2 separate regions of the Homo sapiens genome follow, and region 1 is linked to region 2. Evidence: read pairs that join two places in POLR2A ChIA-PET (ENCODE). Cell type or tissue: GM12878. All regions are shown on one strand. Each heading gives the region's core, and the rest is flanking DNA. Links, peaks and the distances in the headings are about the cores only. Region 1 overlaps LINC02028 (long intergenic non-protein coding RNA 2028). Region 2 overlaps LINC02026 (long intergenic non-protein coding RNA 2026).

Region 1 (6,899 bases), core at 2,369-4,868, 55 kb before region 2:
TGGAAATGGTGCTGGGTAGGAGCTGAGTGTGCAGAATGTGGAAAGGCATTCTAAACCAAAGGAAGAACACGAGTAAAGATGATGAAGCAGGGATAAGGCTAAAATGAAATTTGTGATCTGATCCACATACAAGCACAGTGTAGTACAGCTGGAATATAGAGAAGAGCTTGAAGACTTATGAGCAACTATCCCGGTACTCTTGGAGGCTCTGCAACCACAGTTTGAGAAACTCCGCGTTCAAAGTTAAAAACTGTCACCTGAATAGTTAATAACATCAAAGATTGTGAAAGCAAGTATAAATAACACAGAGATTAAAATAATGAGGCAGGATCAGAAAGTGAGTGTTATATTTATCTATTTTTTCCTGTATCACTGAAACAAAAACATAACATTTCAAAATTATTGTGTAGAACTCCTCTCCTCTTCCAGAACAATGCTCAGAGCTTTGCAGACTCTGGTTTGCAAAAACATCATGAAAGGGGATAGTGGTAGATGAGATGAGAAATGTTGATCAGGAGGAGATCACGGAAAGCCTTGAACACCAGGCTTCAGGGCTAGTCACTTATTCTGCAGGCTGTAGAGTTGTAGGGAGTGAGTGATACTTTATGAGCAAAAGGCTTAGTATGCTGAGGTCTGTGTTTCAGGTTTCTTTGGTTACAGTGTGAGGGATGGACTACAGGGGTAGAACAGAGGTCTTGTCAGGAGGCTGGCTCAATAGCCCTGGTGGCAAGGAATGAAGGATGAAAGTCTGAGGACCCTGACACAAGGCGAGTGATAGAGGAAGGCTGAGGATGAAAAATGAATGAGACCTGTTTGTTGACTGCCATGGAGGTCAGGATGAAGCCCATATTACTAGGTTTCTAGGCCACGTGATGGGGTGAGTGGTGATTGTAGAATCACCCCAGAGGCAGAGCAGCAATTCAAAACAGGATTTGAGACAGAGAGAGAGCGACAAATCTGGGCTTTTATTTGATTCATTCTATTTTTTCCATGTTTGAAAGTAAAAAGGATAAATGCATCTATTCCTTGGAGTTTTGTAAGGACTGATGAATTAGCATATATGAAAGCATTATTATTTATATAAGTTTGCAAGTTTGGAGGGAAATAATTAGTTTAATTAGGACCGTATCAAACATTTCAAACTCATTCTGAGTAAAGAGCTTATTAGCCAAGGGGCTCTCTGTAGGGTCAGATTACTTCCAGCCACTGGATTGGGCCATAGTTCAAGGCCAGAAGCTTGTTTCCACAAGCATCAGGACCTTTCTCTCTCTTCTTTTCATTACCAACCCCCTACCCCCACTGCCATCCTTTTCTAGATCTCTTACGTAGTAAATGCAAAAAAAAAAAAAAAAAAGTGCACAAACATTATGTGAAAAGCATATTCAATTGAACCAATGAGTTTATTCAGTTGACTCTTCTGAGGACATACCTGTGCCAGGCCGTGGTACCTAGATGTGTGAGAGACTGTGGCATTCTCCTCTTCTCCATGCTTGGACAGTACCATCAGCATTGAGGCTCACAGAGTTGCCTTGCCTTGGGAGATGCAGGCTTTGGTGAGAGTGCCCCATGGAGCCTGACCTTAGTTGCAGGCCTTCAATGTGATGAGCAAGACCAGGCACTCTTTCTCAGGCTCCTGATCCCCATGTGGTCTGCATATTGCTCAAATCAGCCAAACTCTCCCACATTGGCCTCCTCCCTTTTTCTCAGCTCCAGGAGACCAGCGTCCCCAAGCAAGGGAAACACTTTGCTCAGCTGCTTTCATCATGACAGCCAGTGCTGAGTGCAGAGCTGTCAGGAAGCCAGGCCACGCTGGCAGCTGGCAGTACAGGCCAGAGAGCAGGGTGGTGCTGCAGCAGGTGCCTGGGTGTCCCTGTGAGCTCAGTGGGACAACAAATCTTCTGTAGAATCCAGTGTGGACTTGGTTTGGCTTTCCAACAATTTTAACCCAACCAGATCCCTCCCTTTAGAATTCCTTCCCTTGGACAAAGCAACTGCAACTATAATTTCAGATTCAGAGGAAGCCTGCAAGCTCTGGCTTCCCTTCTTTGCTTCCTTTTTTTTTTTTTTTTTTTTTTGCGATGGAGTTTCACTCTTGTTGCCAAGGCATTGGAGTTCAGTGGTGTAATCTCGGTTCACTTCAACCTCTGCCTCCTGGGTTCAAGTGATTCTCCTGCCTCAGCCTCCAGAGTAGCTGGGATTACAGGTGTCTGCCACTATGCCTGGCTAATTTTTTGTATTTTTAGTAGAGAGGGGGTTTTGCCATTTTGGCCAGGCTAGTCTTGAACTCCTGACCTCAGGTGATCCACCTACCTCAGCCTCCCAAGTGCTGGGATGACAGGTGTGAGCCACCATCCCCGGCCCCTTCCTTACTTCTAACCCAATCTGGATGTTGTACTTTTACATACTTCTACCATTGAGGGTTTGGATCTAAGTCTCTTCCCCTTGAATCTGGTTGGGCTTGTGACTGCTTTGACAAGCAGTACAGCAGAAGTGACTCTATGTGATTTCAAAGCTAGGTCATAAAAAACCATGTGGCTTCCAGCTTGTTCACTGTGTACTTGTTTTTGGAGCACTGACCTGCTGTGTAAGAAGTCCAACTGCCCTGAGGCCACCAGGCTGGAGAGACCATGTATGGATAGGTTCTCTGATCAACAGTTTCTATCAAGCCCAGCCTTCTAGCCATCAAGCCCAGCCTTCTAGCCATGTCCACCAATGTGCCTGACATGTGAGTGAAGCCATCACAGACCCTTCAGACCAGCCCACCTGCCAGCTGAATACTTGTGAGTAACCTTGGTTGATACTATGTGGAACAGAATCTCTCAGCCAAGCCCTGCCTGAATTCCTGACCCACACATTCAGGAGATACAACGGAATGGCCAGGTTCTAATCCACTGAGTTTTGGGGTGGTTTATTATGCAGCAATAGATAACTAGAACACTGGACATAAATGGAAGAAGCTTTGCGGTCAGCTTTTAATAAGTTTAGGCTGATTTCATGTGATTTACCCCATCCATCTGCTCCTGCTCGTGATAATTCCATCTTGTTCAAAACTTGGATCAAGTTATCTCTTCACTGAGCCAAAACTTTACCTGGGTTTACCAACAGCTCCCTGAGCCTTGGCAACACTTTCAAGTTTCCCAACTATGGTTTGGTTGTCAGTAAAATTTCACATCCAGCCACATACTCACACTTAGCCCAACACAATAGCTGCATGCTACCTTAATCCAAATGATTTGCAAAAATTGCCAAAAGTTGGGACTGTGCTTGTAAAAGCTGTTCTCTATGGATCTGGATAAACAATTTACAGATAACACTTTCTCAGCAACTCCACATACCAGAAAGGGTAGCTTCCTATTTCTTGCCTTGCGCTTCAGGCCTACGTGGAGTATAAGATTTCTACTTGGGGCCGGGCACGGTGGCTCACGCCTCTAATCCCAGCACTTTGGGAGGCTGAGGCAGGCAGATCACCTGAGGTCAGGAGTTTGAGTCCAGCCTGACCAACATGGAGAAATCCCATCTCTACTAAAAATGCAAAATTAGCCGGGCATGGTGGTGCAGGCCTGTAATCCCAGTTACTCAGGAGGCTGAGGCAGGAGAAAATTCCCAGTTTCCTGAGTGGGGTGGAGGTGGGAGTCAGGGTGAGCACTGTCCCTGGGATCCAGCAACATGCTTGTGTGTGCAATTCTCTCAGTATGCTACAAGGACAGGTGTGGTGGTACAGAGGGATGTGGGGTCAAGCCTGAGAACAATCACATGCTTGCTATGTGACCTCAGACCACATAGTCTGAGTCTTAGTTTTCTCATTAGTCAAATGGGTACAATATTAATCCATTCACAGGAAATAGGGGGATGTCTTAGTTTGAGTTTTGTCAGAAGCAGCCTCTGAGACAAGGATGTGCAAGTTTACTGGGGAGAAGGTAAACCAGGGAGAGCCCGGGAGAGGTGTGGGCAGTGATAAGGGGAGGGGAGAAAACCGGTAAAGGGGCCATGGTCAGCCAGTCAACACAATGCGCAGCTGCAGCTTCATCCCAAGGGGGAAGCTGTTACACGAGTGTAAAACACACACCTCAAAAAACGATCCTCCCGGGGGTGGGGGGCTGGGGTGTGTACACACCAACTCCTCTCAGTCCCTAAAGGCTGCTCCGCAGAGGATGTGAATTTCCCAGCGAGTGTTAATTTTGTAGCTCATCTGGAAAGCACTAGCACTGGAGAAAGCCCTCGGGCCCAGAGAAGCCAATCTTCCTGTTGGAAGTTCTCTGGAGCACACTGAGAGGCTAAGGCTGGAGGGTCAGCGCGCTCATCACATCTGTTCTAGAAGACTGAGTGAAGTCGGTGTAAAAGGCTGGGCTACAGGGGGCTTCTCCTCTTCCCTGTGTGGACCCCTTCCGCCAACAGTGCCGTGCCTTTGCCTGTCCTTTCTGAATCCCAAGGTCATTTGACACCCGATGTGTCCTGTTTTACACACCTGGAGACCTGGAGAGCTCTTCCCCCAGACACATGTAAATGGTCCAGGGTCAGCTCCGCCCACTTTTTACACTTTGTTGCATCCTCCATCTCCCACAGCATCCAGCTTAGCAAGAGACACATGGTAGATAGAAGCTCAGTGGTCAATGCTAGGCAGATCGCATGGGTCAGAGAAGTTTGGTTTGTAGTGGAAGTGGCTTTGTATAGATGTGGCGGCAGAGTGACATGCGTACAAGTGAGTTGCTATATATAAAGTGCTGTACTAATGTGAGGGACATTACTGATGGACTGTTCCTTGCTTGTTTTGGGCATCCCAGATCATGAGGATAGAATCAGCAATAGTGCTTGAGGATAAAATGACTCTCGAAGGGAAGAAGAAAGAAGAACAGATTCGGTCTAAAACAGTTTTCCAGTCTCCCTTTTCCTTTCCCCAGTTATTGGGAAACAAATGACTCCCCTCTTATCCTCTGCTTGGTTTGTGTGGTACGTGATATTTAGATACTGGCATTGGCCTTGCCGTGTGTAGGTTATGGGGCAATGAACAATAGCTAACCTCGTTTACTGCAGGCACTCTCTAGTGACTTATATGTATTAATTCTCATCATAACGCTGTAAAGTAGATGCTATCGTTTCCATTTTACACATGAGGAAACTGAGGTACAGAGAGACATTAGGCAACTTACCTAAGGCCACACAGCTGTTAAGCAGCAAAGCCAGAATTTAACCAGATTGTCTGCTCCATTGGACATAATGAATGCAAATAACACTCACTTTTTTCTAGTTTAAGTATAGAATATAGTGTCTGGGTCTCCAATTATATTTTCATTTCCAGCACCATTGTTCAGTAAAGCAAATTTTTGATATATGGCCATTTGGACATTGGTGCTAATAAATCTGATATTTCTGTGTACATTCTCTTACATTGCTAAGATGTCCATTGCAATCAGAAGCTCACCGAATGTGCTTAGCTGAGTGGAGAATGATTTCTCGGTGTTGTATTTGCTCTGAAGAGTCTGAATTCTTGGGGAGGCAGAAGCTGGAAGTGAGTGAGTCAGAGCTCAGATGGGAAGTCAGAGGCCTGCAGCTGGGGACTCCCTGAGAGGATGAGATAGTCTGATCACCTAGTGAGGTGACCAATGTTCTAATTGCCTGGGATGGAGGGGTTTCCTGGGAGGCAGGACTTTCATGCTAAAACCAGGGCAATCCTGGGGAAATCAAGAGGTTGGTCACCGTAACTGTATGCCAAAGTATTAAATAAGAATGTTGTTTTAAACTAGAAAACAAGAAGGAAGATCTCCCATAGATTTTCAAGGTGCTGAGAAAACAGCTTCTAGACATATCTCGAAAGCCAAGTTTCTGAGATGTAATCAGAAAGCTGTAGTGGAAGGAAATTTGAACCAGAAGACTGCAGTCCTGTCTATGAACGTTAAACCTGTGTGGCTTAGGAAACGAGTCTAACCTCGTCTGAGCCTCAGTTTGTTCACCTAAAAGATGGAGATGAGAGCTCATTTGTCTCATTCTCAGGGGTTATGGTGGCCATCCAGACATAAAGAAATTAGAACGTTCATTCATCTGCAGATGCTCACACATTCCTACAGGATGACTGAAACCCACAGCAAACAATCCTCATGAAATACAGCTCAGCTCATCCTGAAGAATAAGTGGGAGGTCAGCCTCACGGGAAATTCGATATCTCCACATGCAGCTGTCATGCCACATGGAAACAGTCATGCATAGGGTCCTGTCACCTGGTAGACTGACCCCAGGTCCACTGACCCCTGACAATCATCAACCGCTTCTGAGGGCTCCATGATTGAGATTTGTCCCCAGGAACTCAGGGGAAACTATATATTGATTAAAATGAACTATCAAAATCATTTAGAGAACTCATATTCCTGGAATCTGTGATGGCCTGTGTGTCCCCTCTCTCTGCCTCCCTTTATTGTTGCTACTGTGACCTGGACTCTGATGTCCCCTGAGGTCCACCACCCTCCCTCAGAACACAGTCTCCCTATTTATTACTTTAGTATCATGTACCAGCTCCATTTTCTTGTGCCAACTTCTGCTGTGGTCTGGACTCAAATCTAAATGGGCTGCCTAGGGGGCTGGACCCAGCCTCTTCCATCTGCCTTTGCCAGAATCAGAGCTGTGGACCTTGGGGCCTTGGAGGCTGGGATCGTATATGACTTGGGCTCCAGTGGATACTCTGTACACAAATCTTCTCTTTGGAGTGTTCAGGGATTGGCTGCTAAAGGGCATAAAGAGAGAAGGTTTCTGCGACTTCTGCAGCACAATATGGGGCTTCTAAGTTTGTGGCTCTCACTTTAGTGAGCAAAACAGTCCCCGAAAAAGCTTGTTAAAATGCAGTGTCCTTTGTCCTATGTCCCAGGGTTTCTGATTCAGTCCAGTGCAAGAATCTGGATTTTTAAAGAAAC
Region 2 (6,899 bases), core at 3,002-5,501:
TTCCTGGAGCTTTGACTAAAATACTCATTGGATACATTAAAGCAGGCTGAGAAGGCCAAGTGCAAGAATATCCCAAATATAGAACAAAAACACAGAGGTGGAAATCTTAAGGGCAAAAGAGGAGACTAGGAGGCTAGATCCAGGAGACCTAATAGGAGTTGCAAGAGAAAGAGAAAAATGAACACACGAAAGAGAGAATCATTAAATAAATGATAGAAGGTAATTTCTTTGAGTGAAAAAGACTTGGGTCTGAGGTTTAAAAAGAACTCGTGGGGTTCCTGAAAGTCACATACCTAAACCCATCCAAATTAAATTCTTGAATAGCAGGTAAAAAGAGAACCTTTTGCACCCTTTAATACAAAGAGAAAAACATTAATTACCAAGAAACAGAAAAGAGACAGTGTCACACTTCTCACCTATAATAACGGGAAGCTGGAAATAGGGGAATGAGGTCTATAAAATACTTGAGCCAGCTAAAATACCTTTTGCTGGCCAGGGGAAAAAGAAAAGTTACACCCTCCCGAGTAGGTGGGATTACAGGCACGCGCCACAGTGCCTGTCTAATTTTTATATTTTTTTTTTGGTAGAGACGGGGGTCTTGCCATGTTTCCCAGGCTGATCTTGAACTCCTGGACTCAAGCAATCCACCTGCCTAGGCCTCCCAAAGTGCTGGGATTACAGGCATGAGCCATCGCGCCCGGCCTAATTTTTAAAAATCGTATCACTGAGTGGACAAGACAGGGGTGTTGCTGAAAATGTCAGACTCAAATTTGGATAGCAGCAAGAAGAATTTCTTTGAGGGGGGAAGTAGTTGATGAGGGAAGTGTGATTTTGACACTGGTGCCAGTTAAAGATGACCCAAATATGGAACAAATGGAACCAAGTATTTCTTCAACTTCTGATGTCAAACTGGAGAAGCCTAAGAAATATAATCAAGGTCATCACTTCAAACACATGAACAATTTACAGCTCCACAAAAAGCTGGTGCAAAATACCAGCCCTTCCCTTGCCGACCACTTTGCCTCCCATTAATAAGGTGTGTCGGGACACTTAGCGGGACTGGTGTCAACAACTTGGTTTGAGTGCTAATGGCAAGAAAATAGAAGTTTATCTGAGGCTCCGTAGGCGTGCTTTCCCTGAACAACAGCAAGATACGCCTGAAACATCACATAAGACCAGATTACAGCGATGCTCGAGAAAACACAAGGCAGTGACCGAGAGAGCAAGAGGCTTCAGAAAAGTTATGAGATGAATGAAAGAACAGAGAGACTAATATAGTTGAAGTGATAACTTCAGTGCAGGCATCCATGTTGGCATCATGGGCAAGAATTGGTGCAAGAGCTGTTCAGCCAAAGGCTGTAAATTCATGTTCCATTCCTGTTTCTGTTGAGGCCTTTTGGATGCAAACCTCTGATGTCAGGTGGTGTGTGGTCCATGGCAGACGTCTCTCAGCAGACACAAAGAGCTGGGTACACCTGCAGTTTCATGCAGATCAGGCCTGGGTGCCTACCACTCACAGGAGGATGATTTCTCTCTTCTTGTTACCTGCCTGCATTTTCCCATCCCCAGGCATAGAAGATAACATATTATGCCCCAACTGTGCTAAGAGGAATAAGAAGATGATGAGAAGATTAATGACAATGGAGAAGCAGCAGCAACCTCTTTGAATACAATGTACTAGAGAAGGAGGGATGTACTTTCAGACCATGTAACCTATTATGAAGGAAAGGAAGAGGAGACAATTTGAATGAATCTTCATGATATGCAACACAAAATCGTAGTGACTAGGACTCCACAGTGAAGATGGTTGACCAGTGACACAGCCCCATCTGAAGAGCACCTTTCTGTAAGTCTGAAAACTCATTAAAATAAAGTCACTGAAAAGAGAAAAGTATATTATCCAGGTATCCCATCTGAGAAAAATACTCCAGAAAGAACCTTAAGCAAATCAAAAATGAACTGAAATAGGTAACTCAAGATGGGAGATGAAGAGAGAAGTTGGTTGTGGACAAATGGGTCTCTCCTCTCTGTCTCTCTCTCTCTCTGTCTCTCTCCTCTCTCCTCTCCCCTTTCTCCTCTCTCCTCTCTCCTCTCTTTTCTCTCTGTCTCTCTCTGTCTCTCTCCTCTCTCCTCTCCCCTTTCCCCTCTCTCCTCTCTCCTCTCTCTTCTCTTTTCTCTCTCTCTGTCTCTCTCCCTCTCTCTCCCTCTCTCACTCCCTCTCTCTCTAATGCAATTGCAACAGAAGTCCCAGCTGAACCCGGAGGAGCTTTGGAGCTGAAGTTGTTCTGCATTAAGATGAGTCTGGCCTTTTCACTTTTTATCTTGGCCTTGAGGAGTAGTTGCAAGGAGGTTGCCCTAGGGAGGGAAGCAGACCTGGGGTGCGGCAGTTCCCTTCAGCTTAGGGCAATTCCTGGAGAGAGACTCAGCTGTGAGCTGTCTGCAGCTAACATTTGGCAGCTGAAGGGGAAAATACCATGTATGACATGGTGCCTTTTATGTGAAATTATGTATGTATGTATGTACATATGTATATATGTACATATCTGCTGTGGTGTGGTAGGAAATGTTTAACAGTCAGCCCTGGAGGGAGGGGGCGGGTGGCGGGGGAAAGCCCTGATTTGTAGCTTTTGCTGATTTTTGTGGTGTAAATACTTTTATCATGGCTGATGTCAAACTACCAATGTGATGTCACTGAACGTGGAGCCCGAACACGATGCACACAGTTGCCTCTCATGAGCACACAAGCTGGCTTCAACACACCACTGTATAAGCCTGAGGATATTTAGGGGGAACGTGGGGAAGGGGAGAGGCTTGTGGAACAACAGTCCTGGCATTTGGGCATCCTGTTCAGTAGGAGAGCATGGAGTTTTTTCTCTGTTTTCTCTCCATATGGCTAATTTTCTTTACTGGGGTCAAATTTCTAATCCTCGTCTCTACCGTCCCCTGCCCCTTTCCCCCCTCCACCCCTAAGTTGGTATTCTTCGCAGGCAGTGTTTCAGAAGTCAATTCGAATACTTGTTCATATTGAAGTCCTTGTGGCTATGAAAACAGGAAGAAGCTTCTTGGTAGGTGCTTACGAGGATCCATGTGATAGTGAATGTCAGGGCATGGCAAACTTTATGTAAGGGGCCAACCAGTAAATATTTTTGGCTTTGTGGGACATATGGTCTCTGTTGCAACTGCTAATCTTTTGCAGGACATAGTTTGCTGACTCCTGTTTTAGACGATACCATTGTATCATAAGCCTCTACGTAAGTGTTAATTACGGTTATTTCAAAGGACCCAGAGAAAGAAATCTTTTAACTCTAGAAATTCAGACCAACCACTCAGAGGAGGGATATAGGCTGTGGGGAAGGTTTTTTGATTCAGCTGGCTTTGTGACAGTAGCTGTATGCAGGATTTTTTTAACTTTTATCCAGGATTAAATAAGATGAGAGAAAGAGAACCCCTGGATTAAACAACAACAACAACAAAACCCCTCCAAACCTTAAAAAACCAAAAACCGAATTCTCTGATAAATCCCTTTATGTATTAGGATCTCGTTAATTCAGAATTTAGAAAAATATATTAATACCTGGGAAGGAGGCAGGCACTCACCATAACATTATCTGTAAAGAAAGACATAGTGGGTTGATTAACACAGTAAATCAGGTCAGGCGGGCAGAAGCCTTCATACAGCTAAGAAACTAAACTCTTCGTCATCTTTCTAGCAAGTGAAATATTTGAATGTTAATGTGAAATCCACAAGTTTTTTATTCATAAAAATAGATCATGGTTGGGTACATGGTGTGTGCCTGTAGTCCCAGCTATTTGGGAGCCTGAGGCCAGAGGATCACTTGAGCCTAGGAGTTGGAGGCTGCAGTGTGCTAGGATCATGCCTGTGGATAGCCACTGCACTTCACCCTGGGCGACACCATGAGACTCTGTCTCTTTTTTAAAACAATGGATCATGTAGAACCTTTTTTGTCAATACTTGATGAGTTCCTCCAGGATGTTGGTATAGATACTAAAGCTAGTTACCCAAATATATTTGGGTCAAGTCTCTTCTCCTAGCTTCAGCTTTTCCATCTTTAAATGAGTATTTTAGATTTCTTAGCCAGTGCTGTGGTTTGAATGTGCTCCCTAAATTTCATGTGTTGGAAACATAATCCCCAAATTCTTATGTTGACTAGAAGTAGGGCCTTTGGGCCGGGCTTGGTGGCTCAAGCCTCTAATTCCAGCACTTTGGGAGGCCGAGGCAGGTGGATCACGAGGTTGGGAGATCGAGACCAACCTGGCTAACATGGTGAAACCCTGTCTCTGCTAAAAATACAAAAAATTAGCCAGGCGTGGTAGCAGATGCCTGTAGTCCCAGCTACTCGGGAGGCTGAGGCAGGAGAAGGGTGTGAACCCGGGAGGTGGAGCTTGCAGTGAGCCGAGATTGCACCACTGCACTCCAGTCTGGGCGACAGAGCCAGACTCCATCTCAAAAAAAAAAAAAAAGAAAAAAAGAAAAGAAATAGGGCCTTTGGGAGGTTGTTAGGGTTAGATAAAGTTGTCAGAGTGGGGCCCCCATGATGTGGCTGGTGGCTTTATAAGAAGAAGAAGAGAGGCCTGAGCTGACACAGATAGTCTTTGCCACTCTCCATGTGATGCCTTCTACATAGCACGAAGGCCCTACCAGAGGCCAGCACCATGCTTTTGGACTTCCCAGCCTCCAGAATTGTAAGAAATAAATTTCTTTTATTTATAAGCGACCCAGTCTCAGGTATTCAATGATAGCAACAGAAAATAAATGAATACAACCTTATGAATTTTTGTAAAATTCTCTAAAAATATTAAGCCCACTTACTAGAATATGCCCTGTCTTCTGACCACTTCTTGCCTTGTTGTTGCACAGGGTTGACTATATAAGAGGCCAATTCCATTTTGGCTTCCAATTGTCTTAGGATATATATGTGTCTGTGTGTGTGTATATTTATATTTTGGCAATAAGAGAGTTGTTTTCTAATAGAAAGTTCTTGCTTCATCATTATCTACAAGGTTTGCTTATAAAAATCCTTGCAGATTACATGAAAACCTCCACTAATCACTGAGTATCATATTTTTTTTGTAGCTTTCAATAAATACTTGTTGATTTTCCCCTAGAGATCCAGAAGCTCAGAGTAGACTTTGGTGTCCAGACAAACCCACTCAGGTTATGTTGCAGTTCTCTGTCAATAACTCTTAATCTTTTCTGTCTCACAGATTTCTATGGAAATTTGGTGGAAGTAAAGGGGAATTGACTAAGGACCATTAATATATGTATGGAGTGAATTCTGATCACTCCTTTTGAAAATCCTTAACTACCACGTTTTTATATTTTACTTGTGTTATTATCTGACACCCCAAAATGCTGAAGTACACAGTGACCTCAAAACAAGAGAGATGTGCACAGGATTGGACGGGTTCATTTGTTTATTTTAATGTAAAAAGGAGGAGATAGGCAACATTTTTTGAGAAGAGTAGTTTTCCAGGATGGTATCACAGCTTAATCTTGCATTAGGGGAAAAGCACTAGACTAAACTGAAGCTTTGGTTTTTATCACTAGACAGTTGTGAGTTTAAACTTCCCTTTCACTCCAGTCAGCCTCCATTTTCTTACTGTAAACTGAGAAGACTACATGGGATGGTAGGAGATTAAGCAAGAGGCTGTATCTGGAAGTGCTGGCTACATGTAAAGTGTGGCATCCATGAGGGGGATTCAGTAAGACTAGCTCCTCAGAATCCACCACAGTCAGCACTCAGATGAAATCATGACCAAGGGATGGACATGCAGAGGCCATTTTTCTTGCCTTGAACAGCAAATGCTACTTGCTGTGTGGCCCAACAGTCCTGTGCCTCCATTTGTTTCTTGCTGCTGCAGCAAAAAGATAAACATTTAGGGAGGCTCTAACATGGCTTGAAATGAGCACATAGACACTACCATGCCAATGAAGTCACAGTAAGTATCTCTGGTCTGCCCATGAGAAATACCTATGTCTACCATAGATCCTCTCCTCCCCTCTCCTCCACACATGCACACAGTTAGCCTCTCCTTTAAGCTCCAATGAAAGTACCAGCCACTCTATGGACCCTTCCCTGAACTGTGTTCTTTTCTCTCCTCCAGGACATAGGATTCTTGTCCGTCATATTGTAGTAGCATTTACTGCTTATTTTGTTCATCTGTTACTGAAATTGGTTTATTGTGTACCTACTATGTTCAAGGCTCTGTGCAGATCATAATTATATATAGCCTTGGAGTTATATATTACCTGGAGAGGGACTCAGCTGTGAGCTGCCAGCAGCCAACATTCAGCAGCTGAACGGGGAAGTTACGGTAGGTCAGGTCGGCCCCGCCAGCAGCCTCCACAACAGACTCCGACAACTCCCTTAAGATGAGTATTAGCATCGTTTATCTCTGTATGTGTTACACCCCTTGAGGTCTGGGATTGCTTATGGTACGCGCATTCTTCACATTGTCCAGCATGCAGAGTGGACTGCTAAGTGTCCAGCCGTAAGTCACCCTACCACCTGCTAGAATGCTGGGATAACATGGTAGTGAGTAGAGCACATAATGATAAAAGCTATATATGCCCAATTTCAAAAGTTTGGAAATACAGACAAGTACAAATTTACCTATAATTTCACCCTCCAGAGATGACATCTGCTGATTTTTTAGTATATTTCATTTTAACCTTCTTTTATCTATGCCTTTATTTACCTAATTTGGAATAGTCTGCTTGCAACGTTTTATACCCCATTTTCCCATACCGTTACAAATTTTGAAAACTTAATTTAAATGTCTATATAATATTCTATCATATTGATGAACCATCCTTTATTTGCCAATTTCCTTATTAGACATTTAGGTTGTGGTCAATTTTTTCACTATTATAAACA

Evidence for each region. ChIA-PET counts read pairs that join two places held together with the same protein. Peaks named below come from ENCODE experiments on the same cell type or tissue, not always from the same donor. Only the 100,000 strongest peaks of a DNase experiment are listed, where the experiment ranks them.
Region 1: POLR2A ChIA-PET joins it to region 2 with 6 read pairs; 9 of 35 experiments call an interaction of 5 or more read pairs at or near these places.

The regions. Positions count from the first base shown.
Region 1 is chr3:194,042,351-194,049,249 of GRCh38, reverse strand. All of the region lies in intron 1 of LINC02028 (long intergenic non-protein coding RNA 2028), which reads left to right. Among named protein-coding and RNA genes, the nearest start is that of LINC02028, 25 kb to the left of the region's middle. In GM12878, for the core only: no CTCF peak of the experiment used is centred there; a DNase peak (open chromatin) is centred at 3,839.
Region 2 is chr3:193,988,077-193,994,975 of GRCh38, reverse strand. All of the region lies in intron 1 of LINC02026 (long intergenic non-protein coding RNA 2026), which reads left to right. It also overlaps the pseudogene DPPA2P3. Among named protein-coding and RNA genes, the nearest start is that of LINC02026, 12 kb to the left of the region's middle. In GM12878, for the core only: no CTCF peak of the experiment used is centred there; no DNase peak of the experiment used is centred there.